Linked DNA regions of Mus musculus: region 2 is linked to region 1. A link is a loop called in an ENCODE intact Hi-C map of the cell type or tissue named here. Cell type or tissue: left cerebral cortex. All regions are shown on one strand. Each heading gives the region's core, and the rest is flanking DNA. Links, peaks and the distances in the headings are about the cores only.

Region 1 (5,391 bases), core at 66-5,065:
ATGCTGGCTGTCATGGCTTATGATCGCTATGTTGCCATCTGTAACCCCTTGCTATATAATGTTACCATGTCTTACAAAGTGTGTTCCTGGATGGTAGTGGGGGTGTATAGTGTAGGCTTGATTTGTGCCACAGGGGAAACAGTCTGCCTGCTTAGACTGCTTTTCTGCAAAGCTGGTGACATAAACCACTACTTCTGTGATCTTTTACCACTCCTGGAACAATCCTGTTCCAATACATTTATCAATGAAATACTAGGACTGTCCTTCAGTTCATTTAATATTACTGTCCCAGCTCTGACCATCCTCAGTTCCTACATCTTCATCATAGCCAGCATCCTCCGCATTCCTTCCACTGAAGGCAGGTCCAAAGCCTTCAGCACCTGCAGCTCCCACATCTTGGCTGTTGCTGTCTTCTTTGGATCTCTAGCATTCATGTACCTTCAGCCATCATCAGTCAGCTCCATGGACCAAGGGAAAGTGTCCTCTGTATTTTATACCATTGTTGTGCCCATGCTGAACCCCTTGATCTATAGTCTGAGGAATAAAGATGTCAAAGTTGCCTTCTATAAGGTTGTAGGAAGAAGAGAATTCATGTGAAATGAAGGACACGCTTTAAGCAAAACTTTACAACTGAAGAGGCCCCTGAAGTGTACAGCGAAGACATACAGCGCACCCTCATGAGTCATGGGGTTTTATGAATGCTTGTTTATTTTGAATAAAATGCACTGGACTCCGAGGATGAAGTCCACTGCCACTCTGGGTGACCCACAATCTAACTGTCTGGAATTACGTATATTACTTTTAAATAGGTTTTCAAATAGCAAACACATTTAGCTATTTTGCTTTGTAAGTCTGGAACACTGTTCTTTTTAGGTAAAATTTATTTTTGTTAAATCAGACAGTAATACATTTTCAGTAACATTTGAATTGCTTAATATTTGGAATTCTTGAACTTTTAAATTAAGTGTACTGGTAGTCACAGTTTTGAAATTATCACTTTTAAGTGAACAATTGTAACCATTTGAAATATAAATAAAAATACAATCTTAATTTTACTATACTCATAGAAATATGATCGACTATATATGAATAACTAATATGAGATTTTCTACTTGCAATGATAGACTTTACTGAAAGAGACTGAATTCTTTATGCACATGGTGGCAGGCAGGGCTGTGACATTCCTTCTGACACAGTTTCAGGATTACATCACCACCTTTGCTTCATAGGCCACTTTGTATCTTTCCCAATCTTCAAGGAAAGTTCATCCATTTAGTTTTTTCCTCATGACACTCTTGTGCCGAAGACACAGCTCAGAGACTGAGTGCAAACTGTTCTTGCTGAGACCTCAATGCTGATTCCTAGTCATGGTGAGCAGCTCACAACCTCCTTTAATTCTAGTGGCATCAGATTCTCTAGAGCAGCCCTCAAGTGCACAAACCCATACTCACTCACACATGTACATGTTATTAAAAATAAACCAACATAATTTTAAAATGACATTCTTTTACAGTTACATTCAGCTCAGCCATTTATTCACATAAAAACGGTAAAGTGGGAACATCGTTTTTCCGACCCCTGAACTTACTGCCATTCTGAAATGAAAAATGCATTGATATTTTGAGGAACCTGGAAACAGGTTTCCATTCACAAAATCCCTACCCTCTCTCAATGAAGCCAGTCTCTCCGGTGTCACCTAGACAGTATAAGGCTTAGGTTGTGCTGGTGACACCAAGGAGCCCCCTCGACGTATTGTGTCTTGAAGAAACTATCCCCATCACCCGACCCACTAGCTGTGACACTATCCACAGGAGGCTCAATTGCTCGAACTCCTTCTGGCGTAGTAAATGCAAGGTGAATTCTTTCGTCTCTCCTAGAAATGGTTCTCGGAGTCTAGCAGACAATACATTTCTGTTTTGTTTCTGGGGCATTCTACATACTCTTTGGTATTTGTGCCCAAAGAATGGAATACACAAGGTGGAGGATTTTCTGCCTGTCCAAATCATCTTTGGATTTTCTGCTTCGTTCTGTTGTTTGTCCCTGCACTACGATGTCAGCTGTGGCTTTCTGGTCTTTATATTTACAGACTTTAAGTATCTAGTCAGTATCTTGGATCTGTGATGTGTATCTTTGAACAAATCCCTGCAGCACAGGGGCTGCTCTGGCCTCTGTCTTCTACTTACTGTGCTTTATCGCCCTCTGGTGGATAGCGAAAAATTTCCATCTGCGCGTTAGGGAAACAACAAACAAGAACAAAACAAAAACATCAACAACAAACCCTCTCTTGGCCAAGGGTCACTATGGTTTTAATAATTTGACAAGAATGAATAAGGAAAGAAGTTTATATGCAGATTTCTTAGGAAATTTTAAAGTATGGATATTCCTCTGTAAATATTTATGAAGAACATTTAAATGAATTTATTTCCAATTTAAAAATAAAAACACAGAGGTAACAGTTTCATGCTTGAAAGAATCTACTGGATTTTTAAACTACAAAGTGATTTCTTCCATATCAAAGTCTCCCATATCTTTCTTTATCCATGGGGTAAAATTTCATGTTTTCCTCCCCTATCCTAACCCACACTGCTCCGTGCCATATGCTGTAATCACAATAATCTAATTTCACTTATCTAGAAGAATCATTTTTTCTAGCAGGTGATATTAAAGTCCTATACTTTCTTTTCCTGTCTTCAAAACATATAATTACTGCTTTTATTGAGTGGTTTAAATTATTCTTCACGAGCACATACTTTTCTCTTTTCTGTATAATGTTAATGCACTTTTACCGATCTCCTAAGATCATGACTTTGAAATTAATGTATTTCTTTTATGAACTTTTTGTTGTAAATAAGGTGTGCTTTGCAAGCCTGCCTGTCAGTGACTCAACCCATGTCACTCCCATCCCTGCCAGATACAGCACATTTCTACCAGGGACAGGCACCTCTTTCTAAAAGGCCCTGGCCATCCATCCCAGATTGCTCTTTCTGTCATGTTTATTCTCTCTCTCTCTCTATCTCCCTCTCTCTCTCTCTCTCATTTCAAAATTGTCTTTTGGTCTCTCTGCTCCCCCAATAAACCTCTTGGGTTAGGTTTCTTTCTTTCTTCCTTCCTTCCTTCCTTCCTTCCTTCCTTCCTTCCTTCCTTTCTTTCTTTCTTTCTTTCTTTCTTTCTTTCTTTCTTTCTTTCTTTCTTTCTTTCTTTCTTTCTCCTTCCTTCCTTCCTTCCTTCCTTCCTTCCTTCCTTCCTTCCTTCCTCCCTCCCTCCCTCCCTCCCTCCCTCCCTCCCTCTCTTTCTTTCTTCCTTTTTTCTCTTTCTTTACTTTTTACTTTTTTAAATTAGATATTTACTTTGTTTACATTTCAAATGTTATCCCTTTTCCTGGTTTCCACTCCAAAAACCCCCTATACCCTCCCCTCTCCCCCTGCTCCCCAACCCACCCACTTCTGCTTCCTGTCCCTGGCATTACCCTATATTGGGGCATAGAGCCTTCACAGGACCAAGAGCCTCTCCTCCCACTGATGACCGACTAGGCCATCCTCTGCTACATATGCAGGTAGAACTGTGAGTCCTACCATGTGTTTTCTTTGGTTGGTGGTTTAGTCTCTGGGAGCTCTGGGTTAGTTCATATTGTTGTTCTTTCTATGGGGTTACAAAACCCTTCAGCTTCTTGGGTACTTTCTCTAGCTCCTTCATTGGGGACCCTGTGCTCCACCCAATGAATGACTGTAAGCATCCACATCTGTATTTGTCAAGCACTGGCAAAGACGCTTAGGAGACAGCTATATCAGGTTCCTGTCAGCAAGCTCTAGTTGTCATCCACAATAGTGTCTGGGTTTGGTGGTTGTATATGGTACGTATCCTCAGGTAGGGCAGTCTCTGGATGGTCATTCCTTCAGTTTCTGCTCTGAACTTTGTCTCTGTAACTCCTTCCATGGGTATTTTGTTCACCCTTAGTCATCAGGGAAATGCAAATCAAAACTACACTGAGATTCCACCTCACACCAGTCAGAATAGCTAAGATCAAAAACTCAGGTGACAGCAGATGCTAGATAGGATGTGGAGAAAGAGGAATACTCCTCCATTGCTGGTGGTATTGAAAGCTGGTACAACCACTCTGGAAATCAGTTTGGCGATACCTCAGAAAATTGGACATAGTATTACTGGAGGATCCAGCAATACCACTCCTGGGTAATATCACACCCAGAAGATGCTCCAACATGTAATAAGGACACATGCTCCACTATGTTCATAGCAGCCTTATTTATAATAGCCAGAAGCTGGAGAGAACCCACCCACATGTCCCTCAACAGAGGAATAGATACAGAAAATGTGGTACATTTACACAATGGAGTACTACTCAGCTATTAAAAACAATGAATTTATGAAATTCTTAGACAAATGGATGGATCTGAAGGATATCATCCTGAGTGAGATAACCCAATCACAAAAGAACACACATGATATGCACTCAATGATACGTGGATATTAGCCCAGAAACTTGGCATACCCAAGATACAATTTGCAAAGCACATGAAACTCAAGAAGAAGGAAGACCAAAGTGTGGATACTTCAAGCTTTCTTAGACGAGGGAACAAAATACCCACGTTATGTCCTTGGCCTGATCTCTTAGTGTTACATCTTGTCCCTCAATCTCACAATGTTTCTTTCCATCCCTTTATCCTAAGACTTCTCATTTTATTTGCAGAATATTAATTCTGCAACTGAATCATTAGATGATTTTTATACAAATGAATGTGGACTAAACTTACAGTACTAAAAGAACTACTAAGTTTTATGTCGAGAGGCCTTTATATTGTTTGTATGGGAATTTGGTAGTGTCTTTGAGACTTTTGCAGCAGCTTTTGTTGGCTCTTGTTCTTAGCATGAGAGGCAGAATTCTGGAAACAGAATAACCACCCTACCTATTCCTGATGCATTTGCTTTGGGGTTCTTGTCTCCATGGTTTGAATAAAGAAATCCTCTCACGCCTACAACAATATTTAAAGGCAATTAAACACTGCCAAGAGATGAAGAATTAGTCTTCCTCAAGAATGAGCCCCCTGTTTCTTTATCCAATACCTAAATCATCATCCCTAGAAACAAACACTTGCCTGCCACACTGAGCAGACTGTGCCTGTTGTATTTATGTATTGAATTGCTTATATGCATGTGGAACAATGGATAAAAGAGACGATGCTGCAAATTGCAGAAGTGGGGAATATCAGACATGGGGTGAGGTTGAAGGGAAGAGAGAAGGGGAAAAATTATGTTATTATGTCTTAATTAAATAATACTAAGAAAAAAGAAATTCAGGGACCACACATGGAAGGTGAGTTTTAGAATGAAACATTTTCCCTCATATGGGGAGCTGTAGAGAAAATAACAACGTCA
Region 2 (5,391 bases), core at 54-5,053, 700 kb after region 1:
GTTGTTTTAGTTGTCTCTGGTTAGAGCTTGTTCCTCTCTTGATTCTGTTAGCCTCTATCAGCAGACCTGGGAGACTAGATCTCTCCTGAGTTTCAGTGTTCAGAGTACTCTCTGCAGGAAAGCTCTCCTCTTGCAGGGAAGGTGCCCAGATATCTGGTGTTCGACCTTGCCTCCTGGTAGAACTCGTGATACACTCACAGAGGTCTTAAGATCCAGTGGAGGGTTCTGTGGGTACCTTGCGGGTGTCCATAGACTCTGCGCTCAAGCCACCCAGGTGCTGGCGGTGACCGGAATTGTGCTGTCAAACATTCTTAAGTCATCACCAGTACATTGAATTACATAATTTTATATTAAACAAAAATTTTTAATTCCTAGAGTCAAATATGTCCCAAATAGTATTTGAAACTTGTACAAGATTACCTTAAAACCACTTATTTTATAATCAAACATTAATTTATAAAAACATTATCTCTTGTTTACATCACTGTATAGCTAAAAACTAAGGCACACTTGTATTGATCTCTATGTTCATTCCCCAAACAGAAGTCAGGATCCCTTTGTTGTTGTTTGTTTTATGCTTTTGTTTTTATTTTACATAATTGTAATCATTAAATCAGATTGTAACTTAAGCCTTTACATTGCCGTTAACATAACAAAAATCCCAAGTGTTACAAATGCCTACAGGATCCCAAACAGCATTTGTCATATTCCTTTCCTGTTTCCATTCCCCTCTGACTCTCATTCACTTATTCCATTCGCGATAGGATATACACAGCTTCAGCCCAGATGTTTTTATCATTATTAGTCTTATTATTAAAAGCATATTTTCCTGTACATCTGCTTTAAATCACACACTTCTTAAGTAAGGCTCTATGTAAGATTGATCTTTACATTTTGACATGTCTTTCTCTATATATTCTCCATTTGTATAAGCTGAAATAGACTGTCTCTGTTTGGGATTGATTTTTCCATCACTGAGTCCATGAGAGAACACAGAATAGAAGTCTAGGCGATAGGGCAATGTGTCTCAAAGCTATTTGAACATAAAATATTCTACACTAGAATCTTAATTAAAAGCTACCAATAATTAATGTACTTTTATTTTAAAAGGGAAATTATGTAGTCCCAAGCTTCTTAGGTTATGACACACATAAGGGCTGAGTTTATTCCCTTCCAATAAGGTTCCACATTAACCTCTGGTATTTTCATTCAAGAGGCAGTGTATGAAAAGAAAAAAGCTAAGTCTTGATTTTCCCTTACAGTTTCTGCTCAATTCCTTTGTACCCTTGTGTATACCAGAAATTTTAATTTTAGTTTTAAAAAAGAATCTTAGATATAGATACTGTATGATGTTTGTAATAATATTCTCCTAATATCTCTAGATCAAAGCCAAACTCGAAAAAGATACAATTAACAAATGATTTTTGATAGCTAAATTTAATGTTTAAATAAGTTTGAAATATAAGACTACACCTTTTGTTTTCACCATTACAAACTTCTTAGAGTTCATGACTCCTTGACAAAGGCTTTGTGTGTGTGTGTGTGTGTGTGTGTGTGTGTGTGTGTGTGTGTGTTTGTGTGTGTGTGTAAGCTTGACCTCATGTCCTCACACTTGAGTGGCAAGCACTGTACTAATTTTAACTATCCCCTGAGCCCTGCATTGCATTTTTCTAAGTAAGTCTGATATAGTTTTGTCTCAAAGACAAACATTTCACTGTTATATTGAACACTAAGGAGTTAATGATTTGCTGAGATTTGCTGGACAAAATACATTTGGACATTAAAATCTTATTGTGGAGATGCATTAGATCCTGAGCTTGAGGCTTCATTCTTCTTAACAGAAAAATATAATTTCTAGGAAATCATGAAGTTGAAGCAAGCTAAATAGGTTTTACAGGTTAGTGTTAGTGGCTCCTGGGGGACTGTGTGCTTTGTAAACAATGATCCTGCTGCTCATACATGACACAGCTGTTGGTGACAATGAATAAATGGTAGACAGGTTGGTTCTTGTCACTTTTATCCTAAATACTTCAGGTTTGAAAAATAAATAGCAAATTGACCTATTGTTTTCAAACATGGAAATAGGAAAAATGGTTTTAGCAAATAAAAATGTTTTGGGATATAAACAAGATATAGATAATACAAATAAAAGCAGAGTACTCAACAAAATATAGTAGAAATTGTCTCTGACATCACACATTTCAGTATACTAGTCTCTTATTTTAAATGTGTTAATTTATAATTATTCTGTACCTTTCATATTTGTCTAAATTGGAAAGCACATAAGATTGACCAATAGATATCATTGTTAATATGCATTCTTTTCTGACTCTGTATATATATATATATATATATATATACACACACATATATATATGTTGCACATATATTTTTGTGTAGATATGAAGGACTGAGGGTGACATCTAGTGGCCTGCCTTATTTGCTTGAGATAAGATCTCTTACTTCTTGGGACTTTGTGTGTTAGCCAGCTAAGCAAACCTCCTGAGCCTTCCTGTACCAGTAAGGGATTACAGGCATGAACAGTGTGTGTCCAGCTTTTGGCATGGATTCTAGTGATTTAAACTCAGTTCTTCATACTTGCACAAGAAATACAATGACATACTGGACTATTTCTATAGTTCAATAGTGATTCCTCAGTTACATATTTACTATTTTATGTAATATCATATCAGTTGATATTTATTTAATAGGCATCAGCAAGAGACGTTTCAAATAAATTAACTCTCTATTTTCAGAAAAGAATAATGGAGAGATCACTGTAGGTAAATTGGCATGTGTTCTTAGTTTGAATTTCCAACACACATATAAAAATCTAAATGTGGTAGTATCTGTATATAATCTCAGAAGACTGAGACTGAAGAAACTCTGAGGATTGCTAGCCATGAAGCCTACCAGCTGGTGAGTTCCAGGTTCAGAGAGATCCTTTTGGCAAAATAAGCTTAAAAGATGTTGGGATACATGACCAAGCCAGCTCAGTCAGTCAACAGATTCTCCAGCACAGGAGTGAGGATTAAAAGGAAAAAGTCAGTTAGACAACATTGTAGCATGACCCCAGTCAATTCTGAGACTGGAGGCAGGTTTATTGTTTCGAATCTGGTTTTATACCATGTTAATCGCATACAAATATTAAGGGTGAGTAGTACAATAAGGGATCAAGCAAGACAATAAACACAAAGTTCCAAGATCACTCCCATGATCACTGTTTCTAAGGATGATAAAGAGGTAGCCCATTCTTCTACTCTAAAATCAGATTCTTACTTCCTTGTCCTTGGCCAATGTCAGGGTCACAATAAAGGAAAGAGAAGAGTCAATCATAACTTCCCTTTTTGATCAAGTTTTTGAAGGTGGTTTCCAGTCTCCATGTTCTCTGTCCCACAAGGTCTAAAAGCTTTGAGCAAGGCAGCTTGTCCACTGTGGGATATAGGCAAGCATAGGTGGGTCAGGAACATATATCCAAAATGTCACCATTGTCAGGGAAGTCAGAAAGCTCACAGGTCAGCACCATTCTTTGTCTTAGCATCAGCATATCACACCAATCACTCTGGCAGCTAGCATGCTCCTTCAGCATCCTGAATAAAAAACACAAACAAGCCCTCTTCCAGTATTAAATAACCGATGAAGACCATGCCATGTGCCAGGATATGGATCCTTCCATTTCACCTAGGCATAAGTATGCCTGGTTGTAGGGTGCCATAGACACTCAGAGAGTTCCTTGGCATCCAAACTTTAAAAATTTTAGAATAAAAAGAACGTGATTTAAATAAATTTGTAGTATACAGGGATATAACTCCCCCTTTTTTTATTTTATGAAGATAGTTTCACAATACCTGTTTCTCAATCCTTTGTCCTTGAGGATTATAAGGAATCCCAGTAATATGGGTAATGTTAAATTGTTGACAGAAAGTCTTAAATCCTCGACTGCAATAGCCAATTCCATTATCTGTTTTAATCTGATTTGGAACATCCAGCATAGGAAAACAATGACTAATTACATTTTTAGTTGCTTTTCCTGTTAAAACAATTGCAATTAGAAAGCCTGAAAATGTGTCAAAAATCATATGTACATATTTTAATTTTCCAAAATCAGAAATATGGGTAACACCCATTTGCCATAATTGATTAGGTATAAGCTCTCCAGGATTAACACCATTATGTTTGAAATTGAGGACATTCAAGACAAGTCTTTAAAATTTAACTTGCACATTCTCTTGAAATAACAAATTGTTGTCTCAAGCTATTACTAACTTGATCATGTAAAGAATGAGATTGTTTGGCTAATTGTTCCTCTGTAAGGCCTATAACGTTTCTGGTATACAAATCTGCTGTGACATTGCCATAAGGGGTTTTATCCAGGCAATCCAGGATAAGCTCTTAAATTTCCAAAGACAGTCCTTTAAAGGAACAATACTTTCTCTTAACTTGATTTGTATTTGCATAAATAGCTGCAAAAATTGAAAATTAGCCCTTCTGGCCCACTCCAGCACTGGGGTGCCTTGCCTGCGGAGTCTCCAGACACCTGTAAGGAACCACACAGGATTCCCCACGGGATCCTAAGACCTCTGGTGAGTGGAACACAGCGCCAGCTCCAATCCAATCACGCAGGACCTGAGACTGCATTAATTAAGGAAGCAGATAACCAAACTGATCAGGGACACAAGTCCCTTCCGATTCACTCCAGCAGAGGAGTTCCTTGTGTGCAGAGTTTCTGGACACCCCCAAGGTCCTCACAGGACACTCCATGGGATCTTAAGACCTCTGGTGAGTGGAACACAACATCTGCCAGGAGGCAGGTTCGAACACCAGATATCTGGGCACCTGCCCTGCAAGAGGAGAGCTTGCCTGCAGAGAATACTCTGACCACTGAAACTAAGGATAGAGCTACTCTCCCAGGTCTGCTGAAGGATGCTAACATAATCACCTGAGGAACAAGCTCTAACCAGAGACAATTATAACAACTAGCTCCAGAGAATACCAGATGGTGAAAGGCAAACGTAAGAATCCTACTAACAGAAATCAAGACCACTCACCATCATCAGAACCCAGCACTCTCACCTCACCTAGTCCTGGGCACCGCAACACAACCAAAAAGCTAGACCCGGATTTAAAAGCATATCTCATGATGATGGTAGAGGACATCAGGAAGGACTTTAATAACTCACTTAAAGAAATACAGGAGCACACTGCTAAAGAGTTACAACTCCTTAAAGAAAAAACAGGAAAACACAACCAAAGACGTAGAAGCCCTTAAAGAAAAACAAGAAAAGATATCCAAACAGGTGATGGATATGAACAAAACCATACTAGAGCCAAAAAGGGAAGTAGACACAATAAAGAAAACCCAAAGTGAGGCAACGCTGGAGATAGAAACCT

What was found. A loop is a pair of places that touch in the nucleus more often than their neighbours do. Peaks named below come from ENCODE experiments on the same cell type or tissue, not always from the same donor. Only the 100,000 strongest peaks of a DNase experiment are listed, where the experiment ranks them.
Region 2: a loop joins it to region 1, with 4 times the contacts of the local background. A loop is called at or near these places in 2 of 42 quality-filtered maps.

The regions. Positions count from the first base shown.
Region 1 is chr9:39,505,989-39,511,379 of GRCm38, reverse strand. Olfr957 (olfactory receptor 957) reads left to right here. Exons shown (of 1, transcript NM_146745.2): 1 at 1-597. The coding sequence ends at 597. Among named protein-coding and RNA genes, the nearest start is that of Olfr957, 3.0 kb to the left of the region's middle. In left cerebral cortex, for the core only: a CTCF peak has its summit at 2,213 (motif pointing left); a DNase peak (open chromatin) is centred at 2,195.
Region 2 is chr9:38,802,941-38,808,331 of GRCm38, reverse strand. No RefSeq gene overlaps it. Among named protein-coding and RNA genes, the nearest start is that of Olfr922, 9.8 kb to the left of the region's middle. In left cerebral cortex, for the core only: a CTCF peak has its summit at 2,437 (motif pointing left); a DNase peak (open chromatin) is centred at 2,445.